Linked DNA regions of Homo sapiens: region 2 is linked to region 1. The links are chromatin contacts, found by Hi-C or POLR2A ChIA-PET in ENCODE. All regions are on one chromosome and are shown on one strand. Each heading gives the region's core, a stretch centred on a gene start or an enhancer-like site at or near the end of the contact. The rest is flanking DNA. Distances are from core to core; before and after follow the strand shown.

Region 1 (4,800 bases), core at 825-3,324:
CTCTCTGGTTATAACTTGATTTTCCAGCTATTGTGATTTTTTTCAACAATTATATTCCTGTTGTAAATAAATAAATTGGCAAGCTGCTTAGTTTGTTTCTTGTGAGTCTTATTAGCAAGAGTCTGTTCCCTGGAATCCTCTGGGTACACTTGAAAAGTCAGTTCTGGACCAATGTGATGCCATGGAGATATCTCTGTAAAACTCTGTCTGATGGCTAGCTGACATCTACTTCTAAACCAGTTTCCTCGAGAACATTTACTCTTTAGGAATTCATGCTCTAAATTTAAAAACAATGCATCTAAAAATGTCAAGTCTAGGGGTAAGCAGTTTTAGAATATTTCCTTCAATTTTCTTATTTGTTTTGTTTTTGGGTATAGTGTAGATATGTTAGATACACACTTCTTGCCTTCCATCAGACTAAGAAAACAAAGTTGAATGAGACCAAGATTCATGTCCTGGTTTTATGGAAGTTTTCCTTGTAATTTTACTTATTTATTTATTTATTTTTATTTTTATAGACATAGGGTCTTGCTATGTTACCCAGGTTGGTCTCTAACTCCTAGGCTCAAGGAATCCTCCCACCTCAGCCTCCTGAATTGCTGGGACCACAGGAGGGCGCCACCACCCGCGGCTAATTTTTTTTTTAAATCTTTTTGTAGAGAGGAGGTCTCCTCATGTTGCAAAGGCTGGTCTCAAACTCCTGGGCTCAAGCAATCCTCCTGCCTTAGCTTCCCAAGATTACTGGTGTGAGCCACCATGCCCTGCCCATAAGGTTTTATTACATACAGTCACACCTATTGTGACAGATACCTTCCGGTCTGGCAAGCCCAAGCCCAGCTTATTCACTACGGTCCTTACAGATAACACTTGCCAACACCCTTCTTGGACTTGTGCCAGAATTGCTGTCCTGCTGGTCATCTCTTGGGCCTCTCTCTTGGATCCCCCATTCGTCCACGAGCTTCTGGGTGGTGACACCTGGGTTTTGTTGTTGTTTTTTGAGACCGAGTCTCGCTTTGTTGCCCAGGTTGGAGTGCAGTGGCACAATCTTGGCTCACTGCAACCTCTGCCTCCCGGTTCAAGCAATTATCCTGCCTCAGCCCTCGAGTAGCTGGGATTACAGGCGCCCACCACCACACCCGGCTAATTTTTGTATTTTTAGTAGAGATGAGGTTTCACCAGGTTGGCCATGGCTGCTCTTGAACTTCTGACCTCAGTGATCCACCCGTCTCGGCCTCCCAAAGTGCTGGGATTACAGGCGTGAGCCACTGCTCCCCGCTGACACCTGGGTCTTAGTAAATTCCCCTAAGGCCTGCTCTGCTCTTAAGGACCAGGGCTTTTGTCATCAGATCTGGGCTCAAATTCTGCGGCTTGGAAAAGTCGATTCGCTATTTTTTAAAATTTTTAATTTAAAAAAAAGTATTTTTTATTTAGAGACAGGGTCTCGCTCTGTCGCCCAGGCTGGAGTGCAGTGGCTCCATTACAGCTCACTGCAGCCTCGGCCCCCGGGCTCAAGCGATCCACTGGGACCACAGGCGTGCTCCACTACGTGTTGCTAGTAGTAGCAGTAGTAGTAGTAGTAATAGTAATAGTAGTAGTATTTTTGGTGAGAGAGGGTTTCGCCGTGTTGCCCAGGCTGGGTCTCGAACTCCAGAGCTCAAGGGATCCGCCCGCCTCGGCCTCCCAAAGTGCTGGGACTGCAGGCGTGAGCCACCGCGCCCGGCCGATTCCCCCCTTTATCCCTCAATTTCCTCATCTGAGCAATGGAGATACAGGTAGGGCTGAAGGTCAGGCAAGAATGCGATGAGCTGTGAGAAGCACTTGGCAAGGTGCGGGTTATCAACCTTGCCAGGCCTCAGCACGTTTCCCAAGGAGGCCCAACCAGCGGCGCTGTGCCGCAGCACGGAAGAGGCGGGGTGAGCCGCGGGGCGGGCGGCGCTGGGACCCGGACGCCACCCGCGCGAGGCGCCGCCGTGCGCCCGTCAATCAAGGTCGTCGTGGGGCATGGGGCGGCGGGGCTGGGCGGTGCTTCCGCCTGCGCGAGGCCGCGCCGGGCCGCTTGGAGGCGCCCGGTGCAGTCGGGAACCCGCGCTAGGTTTCGCCGGCCGCGCGGCCAGATGAGGGGGGCGATGGAGCTGGAGCCTGAGCTGCTGTTGCAGGAGGCCCGCGAGAACGTGGAGGCAGCGCAGAGCTACCGGCGGGAGCTGGGTCACCGGCTTGAGGGGCTGCGTGAGGCGCGGAGGCAGGTCGGAGGGCCACACCCACAGGGGCGCTGTGGGCCCGGGGGTGGCGCGGATGCCGGGCGAAGGCTGGGAGGGCTTTGAGGGGTGGGACTGTCCGAAAACTCTGGAGTAGGGAAGAGGCATTCATTTGAAAGGAGACCTAATGGAGTCTGGGAACGGGGAAGGTGGGAGTTGGGGAGGTCGTAAGGGGAAGTTTTGGGGGTGGAGGGAGGGTGTGAGGAGCGTTCACTAAACTGTGGGGCAGCGATGGGAGTAGCGGTGGCCTCCGAAGTTTGGGAGAGTGAGGGACCAGAGCAGAATCCGAGGGGGTCATGCGGGTAGTGATGAGTCGGGGGAGGAGGAGACTGGTAAAAAACCTGCGGTGGGTAGGCGGGGAGGCATTGATTTTAGAGAGCCTGAGGAAGAGGTGGGACAGTGACCTGGGAGAGCTGAAAGTGGAGACAAAATGGATATTGGAAGGGGAGGACTAAGGGGCGAGAGTGAGGGAGAGGTAGGGATTGAGAAGCAGTAGCATTTGACAATAAATGCGGTTAATGCCTGAATAATATGTCATACGATCTTGAATGCTTTTTAAAAAATCATTTAGAGTAATCCTGTTCTAGAAGGTTTAAAATTTAAGGTGAAGGTGAAGCTATGTTGGAAGAGCAGAAGGAAAATGATTTCCTTTTCCTTGAGAGAGGGAATACAAAGGTATAGAGAAATGGAAAAATAGATTTTAAGAGAGGAGTGCTGAAAGGAAAAGCTAAATATAATTTCAAGTGGTGCAGTTATCTGTTTCACAGGGCAAGAGTTATCAAAGATACAGGAAAGCCATATGGTTTCTCTATACCCTCGAATATATATAGAAAAAGATATAACCCGCTGCCAATTGGCGATAGGACGGATAATCTTCAGAGTACTATTAACGCAACTGCTTAATAAGTGCTTTTTGAGTGAGTGGGATTCCATCTGAATTTCTCTGGGTCATACTTGATATTAATCTAGTTGGTCGTCTTAGCACTTCCTTGCTGCATATAACCTGAAAATGGTAGAAAAGTGCTGTGCTAACAGTGTCTTTGGATATTCTCATCATTAACGACTCAACATGTTTTGGGTTTTATATATATATATAAAACATATACAAACATATATAAGTATGTATATATATAATCTGTTTTTTTTGAGACGGAGTCTGGCTGTGTCGCTCAGGGTGGAGTGCAGTGGCACTATCTCGGCTCACTGCAACAACCTCCGCCTCCCGGGTTCAAGCGATTCTCCTGCCTCAGCCTCCTGAGTAGCTGGGATTACAAGTCTGCGCCACCACACCCGGCTAATTTTTGTATTTTTAGTAGAGAGGAGGTTTCACCAGGTTGGCCAGGATGATCTTGAACTCCTGACCTCGTGATCCACCTGCCTCAGCCTCCCAAAGTGCTGGGATACAGACGTGAGCCACCGCGCCCGGCCGGGTTTTATATATTTAAAAATATTTGTAAAGCCAGTGTAGGCCAGACATCATTTGCATTTTAGTGGCGAAACCGGAAGCAGAATCTAGATATGATTATGCTGATTTGGTGAATACTTTTCAAGGCCTTTCAATGCACTCATCTCTATTTCTCTTTGAAAATATCTGCATTATTCCTTCTGCTATTTTGAAATAGGGACTCTAGATGTAAGACATTGTATGAAAAGAAAGATATTAAAATACCATCTAACATTTCAGTCAGTTAAGATGTATTCTATATGACCATGATTATTGTTTTTGTATTAGCAATTAAGAATCAGAGTTGACACTAAATGAGTGAGTTTAGCACCTGGGAGTAATTAATTTCTCTTGATATTGGATGCATTAAAAAAAATCGTGATTACACCCTAGATGGTTCAGTATTCAATTTTCAAACCTGTATTTTTTCAATTTTATATCCAACAATTTAAATACAGGACATGCTTTTCTGTGGTTTAGTTTATTATGAGCTTTGTTTTGTTTTGTTTTTGAGGCCCATTGTCTTGGGCTTCAGACAGAAAACACTAAATGAACATCGATCACAATTAGGTTCCTGATGACATTGCCTTCTGACTAGACTGAGTAATAATGTAGTTCTCTTTTGTGAGTGTGAGTCTCTTTTGGGAATGTGTTTTGTGCCAGTGGCAGTTACAACAGCATCTCTCGAAGCTAACTCTAGTGGATTGTGCATGTTTGGGTTTGTGGCATAAGTCCTCTGTCAACTTGCATTTTAAGGAAGGTCTATGGTACAAAAATATTATCAAAGTAAGCAGCTGCTTTTGTTTGGTGGTTTGGATATTTTTAGGGTTCCAGTCATTTTCAGAATAACTGTAAAATATATGGCACTTTAGTCAAGGATTTTGCATGGGAGAAGCATGAGAAGAGCAGAGAGGAAGGGATGCCACCTGTCGTCTGTATTTTTTACTTGCTGATTTTATATCTTTTTGGCAGATGATTTCTTTTCTTTTTTTTTTTTTTTTTTTGGCGGGGGTGCGGACAGGGTTTTGTTACGTTTCCCAGGCTGGTCTCCAACTCCTGGGCTCAAAAGATCCTCCCACCTCTGCCTTCCGGTGATGGAAT
Region 2 (4,800 bases), core at 1,712-4,211, 97 kb before region 1:
AGTGAAACTCCGTCTCAAAAAAAAAAAAAACAAAAAAAACAAAAAAGAAAATATAACATGGGAGTTATAAGGTGCAAATAAAATCCTTCAGGTTTATGTGCTGGTTTACTGGTTTCCAGCCTTTCTCCCACACTAGAATGTAAGCTCTGTATGGCCAGGGACCTTATCTTGTTCATTGTTCTCTCCCAAGACCCAGCACTTAGTAAGGTCACACTAAAGCCTCCAGTCCGGTGCTGTCTAGCACAGTACCTGGCACAGAGTAGGCATTCAGTAAATGTCAGCCTGCTTCCCCAATAGTCCTGGAAACCCTCAGCCAACCCGCACAGTGCAGAACTGCCTGCTCTCTGGAGGTTTTCTGACCAAAATGGAATTACCATGCAGGCTGAGGGTATCCTCCACCCCCAGAGGGCAGGAGAGCAAAGTGGTCCTCTTTCTGCCTAGGGGGAAAGGAGGACTTTAGACCACAAATCAGGTTATTTCCCTTCCCCCAGTCCAAGACTTCACTAATGATAACAGCAACTTTTTTTTTTTTTTTGAGGTAGGGTCTCACTCTCACCCTGGCTGGAGTGCAGTGGTGCGATCTCAGCTCATTGCAGCCACACTCTCACAGGCTCAGGTGATCTTCCCACCCCAGCCCCCGAAGTATCTGGGACGACAGGCGCATGCCATCACACCCAGCTAATTTTTGTATTTTTTGTAAAGACGGGGTTTCACCATGTTGCCCAGGCTGCTCTTGAACTTCTGGGCTCAAGCAATCCACCAGCCTCAGCCCCCCAAAGTGCTGGGATTATAGGTGTGAGCCACCACACCCGTACAACAGCAACTGTTAACTGACAGCTTTCTTTGTGTCTGGACTGAGCCTACAATCATCTTCACAACAGTGCTGTGACATTGGTGGTAGTGGCCAGGCACAGTGGCCCACGCCTGTAATCCCAGCACTTTGGGAGGCCGAGGAGGGTGGATTACCCAAGGTCAGGAGTTCGAGACCAGACTGACCAACATGGCAAAACCCCGTCTCTGCTAAAAATTAATACAAAAATTAGCGGGGCATGGTGGTGGGTGCCTGTAATCCCAGCTACTCAGGAGGCTGAGGCAGGAGAATTGCTTGAACCCAAGAGGCAGAGGTTGCAGTGAGCCGAGATTGGCCGTTGCACTCCAGCCTGGGCGACAAGAGTGAAACTCCGTCTCAAAAAAAAAAAAAAAAAAAAAAAAGGAAGAAAGAAAAAAAGAGAAATGGTGGTGGTATCCCTTGAATACAGATGTGGAAACTGAGGGTCCACAGCTAGGTCAAAGTACCTAGCTCAGGGCCTCCCAGCTTATAGGTAAGCAAATGATGGCCAGGAGCGGTTCAGGATGGTTCAGGCCTGTAATCCCAGCACTTTGGGAGGCTGAGGTGGTGGATCGCCTGAGGTCAGGAGTTCGAGACCAGCGTGACCAACATGGTGAAACCCCGTCTCTACTAAGTACAAAAAAATTAGCCGGGTGTGGTGGCAGGCGCCTGTAATCCCAGCTGCTTGAGAAGCTGAGGCAGGAGAATTACTTGAACCCGGGAGGCAGCGGTTGCAGTGAGCCAAGATTGCTCCACTGCACTCCAGCCTGGACAACACAGCGAGACTCCGTCTCAAAAAAAAAAAAAAAAAAGTAAGCAAATGATAGAGCCAGAATTTGAACTCTCGGCCTCTGTCTAAGCTGCCATCTTATAAGCTGTGTTTCCTCTAGCTAGACTTGCCCCTCTCTGGTTCTCAGTTTCCCCCTCTGTAGAATGGGAGCCCCCTGCCCGCTGCCTCTACTCCAGTCCCGCAGTTCCATGGCTCTCCACGGGCATGCCTTTCTACCTCCACAATACTGTCGTCCCAGAAGTCAAGTCGCACAGATTTAACTCTGCTGATGTCAGGGAAGTTACGGTGGACGCCGCAGCAGTTGAGACAGATGAAGATCCCCAGCTTGTAAGAGGCCCAGTCGGGATCTGCAGGGGATGAGGCAGGAGAGGAGCTGAGCGGAAAGCGCGGTGAAGAAACCAGGGCTGGGCTCGGGGCACTGGGGCAGGTGGGGCGCCCCTTCTCCCACCTAAGGCGAACTAAGCGGCCAGCCTGGCACCTTCTGGTTAGCCCACCGGCCGCTGCGCGGCGACCGGGGTGAAGATCCTGGAGGCAGTTCAGGGCCCGGGGAGAGAGTCTGAGGCTGCGCGACGTGGAAGTGAAGGGACTCAGAAGGAACCGAGAGGAGGGCGCGGGGGGCGCACCGCGGGGCTCGGCGCGGAGCTGCAGGTGGGGAGGCTGAGTTAGGGGGCCCTCGGCGTCCCCGAGGTGGGGCGCTGGGGAGGCCTTCGGGGGGCGTCTGGGAGCGGGCAGGGGGCACAGGACTGTCGGCGGCCTGGGCCCGACGTTTAGCCCTGGCTGGGATGTCTGAGTCCGAGGGCGTGGGGCGCGCCTGGGTGCGCAGACATCGAGAGCCCGGACTCGGGCGGTCGGGTGCCTGGCCAGGGAAGAGAGCGGGACTGGAAGGGCTCTAGGCTGCCGGCTCTCGTGTCCGGGTCCAAGCACGTGGGAAGATGCGCATCTGGTCCCGCGAGGGGAGCAGAGCCTGGGCTCGTAGGGGCCGGGGCAGGGTGTGGTGGAGACGGCCCTCGGGGCTCGGGTGAGAGGTTCACGGTGTGGGTGGGAGGGGTCGGGGCCCGCAGGTGCCACGTCTGGGTCCAGGGGGCCGAGGGCGGGACCCGGTGGGGCCGAGGGGAGGAGTCGGGTGGGCCTGGGGTCCGGCCGGGGGTCTCGCGCTGCCCGCGCCGCCGCGCCCTTACCTGCCGCCCCGCAGTCGGCGCAGTGCGCGTTGCCTGTGTCCGGCGCCCGCAGCAGCTCCAGCAGCCGCTTCTTGTTGCGCTCGCGATCGCCCATGGCCGGCCCGGCGGGCTCAGCGGGGCTCAGCCCATGGCCCGTGCGCTCCGCCCGGCAGGTGGAGAGGGACCCGGCCGCGGCGCCTCAGCCAGGCCTGGGCAGCCGCCAGCCCCGCCCCGCACCGTCAGGACTGTCCGCCCCTCCCTCGGCAGGTCCAGTCCGGCCCCGAGCTCCGCCGACGCGCGGGGAGGGACAGGAGCACGCAAATTGGAGTTTAACACACTGGCCTGAGATCAAATCGTGGCCTGTCACTTGGTAGCTACGAGACTGTGGACAACCTATTCAACCTCTGTGGGTCTCAGTTTCCGCGTCTATGAAAGAGGAACAAGGGCATATGTCTGCATCTCAGCGCTTCTTGGAAAATTAACCAGAATCTAACTTCTGTTAAAGCGTTCTGTTAATGTAAGATCTTACATCTATTTGGAGACGTATTTATATGCAAATGCCACCTCCTCAGGAAGCCCTCTGTGATACCCTGCCTGGAGTAATCTTTCCAGCCTCTGGGTCTCCAAGAATACTCTTGTAGTATCTGTCTATTTGTTTTGGACCTGAGCACTTTCTATCTACCTTGCATCACGGTTATTTATATACTTGTGTTAATTCCACTCTCTGACCGCAGACACATACACATGTCCACACCAGGGAGTTTGACGTCAGCAGTTTTATGTCTGTATTCCATATTGCTCCTATAAATGATACCTGCACATTTTTAGAAGTCCAACTAATAGTTGCATGATTTTGTTCACCAGAAAAGTGTGGTTTCACCAAGGTGGACACAGCCAGGCACTTTAACCTGTGAAGTTCCATCACCGCGAGGTGAAGGCAGGGTATAGGTGGTCTTAAATGTGGGCATTTCATTTCCTCTTTCCCTCTCTCCCATCTTTGTTACTGCTTGACATCATCTTCGTTACTCCTTGACATCATCTGCAATGACTCATGGGCCTCCTGGTGAAATATATACTGTACATACTTGCCATCTTCTATGTAGGTTAATACCTTAATGCACACAGATGCATTAAGCCATATGCATATGATAGACAGGTGTTAACCTTCAGGATAAAATCAGGTTTCCATCCTGGTGAATTGCAGCTGATGTTCTAGCTGACCTGCCCACACTCCCATTCAACATACATGCGGGCGCAAGCACACACGTGCACACACACGCACAGCAATATGGTGTAATGGAATGAATTCAGGAATCCAGAAATTCAGGCTTTAAATGTTGACTCCTTCATTTCCACATTTCCCAACTGTTTGTCTCTGGGCAAGTTCCTTCACTTCTCTGAGCCTCCAAACCCTCAACTGTTAAATGGAGAGCGTAAGATCCACTAATAGGGTCATTGAAATGGCACAAAGAAACCCTCCAAACATGGTGGCCTCCTTGCTTCCCCTGCCCCTATGGTCAGCTTGTGGAATTGTCGCTTGGAATGCTGTGTGTGATTCCCGTCATCCCTGGGGTGGAGGAGGTCAAGCTGCCAGGACTGAGCAGGAAGGGAGGGTGGAGAGTATTACCAAGAATAGCCAGCCATGAGGGGGTCTTGCCTGTGAGGGGGTGAGGCCTAGCCCAGGAGCAGCCACAGAGGAACCAGTGAGAGAGTCAGCTGGGGTCAGGGGGCATGGGGCTGTTTATTAAACCGGCTGAAAGATGATTCATTTCCGTTGCTTTAGATGAAAAAAGGGACAGAAATAAATCTCCCAGGAGAAAGATGGGAAAGTCAACTTAAGGTATGAAGGCAAAGGAAAGAGGGAGAGAGGGAGAAGAGGAGACAAGCTAAGGACATTTCTCCTCTGCCCAACACTGGGACAAAATTGTGATGCTGGGGGTGCTTCCTCGGCACCCGAGCCTTCACCAGTCTGTGCTCCTTTGCTTCTCTGACACCTTAGGTCTCACTGCCACCTCCCTGTAGGT

What was found. A loop is a pair of places that touch in the nucleus more often than their neighbours do. ChIA-PET counts read pairs that join two places held with the same protein, here RNA polymerase II (POLR2A). Pooled maps may share reads with other maps.
Region 2: a loop to region 1 is called in a pooled map, with 2.1 times the contacts of the local background. The contact joins the promoter of ADAP2 here to the promoter of CRLF3 in region 1. A Hi-C loop is called at or near these places in 2 of 50 pooled maps. POLR2A ChIA-PET finds 5 or more read pairs at or near these places in 5 of 52 experiments (H1, K562, OCI-LY7 and 2 more).

What each region holds. Positions count from the first base shown.
Region 1 is chr17:30,821,966-30,826,765 of GRCh38, reverse strand. It overlaps CRLF3 (cytokine receptor like factor 3), which reads left to right and starts at 2,074. Exons shown (of 8, transcript NM_015986.4): 1 at 2,074-2,243. The coding sequence starts at 2,115. RefSeq lists an enhancer at 1,781-2,075 and a silencer at 1,783-2,162.
Region 2 is chr17:30,920,106-30,924,905 of GRCh38, reverse strand. It overlaps ADAP2 (ArfGAP with dual PH domains 2), which reads right to left and starts at 2,961. Exons shown (of 11, transcript NM_018404.3): 1 at 2,798-2,961; 2 at 1,836-1,966. The coding sequence starts at 2,891. RefSeq lists silencers at 2,271-2,430, 2,591-2,640, 2,781-3,220.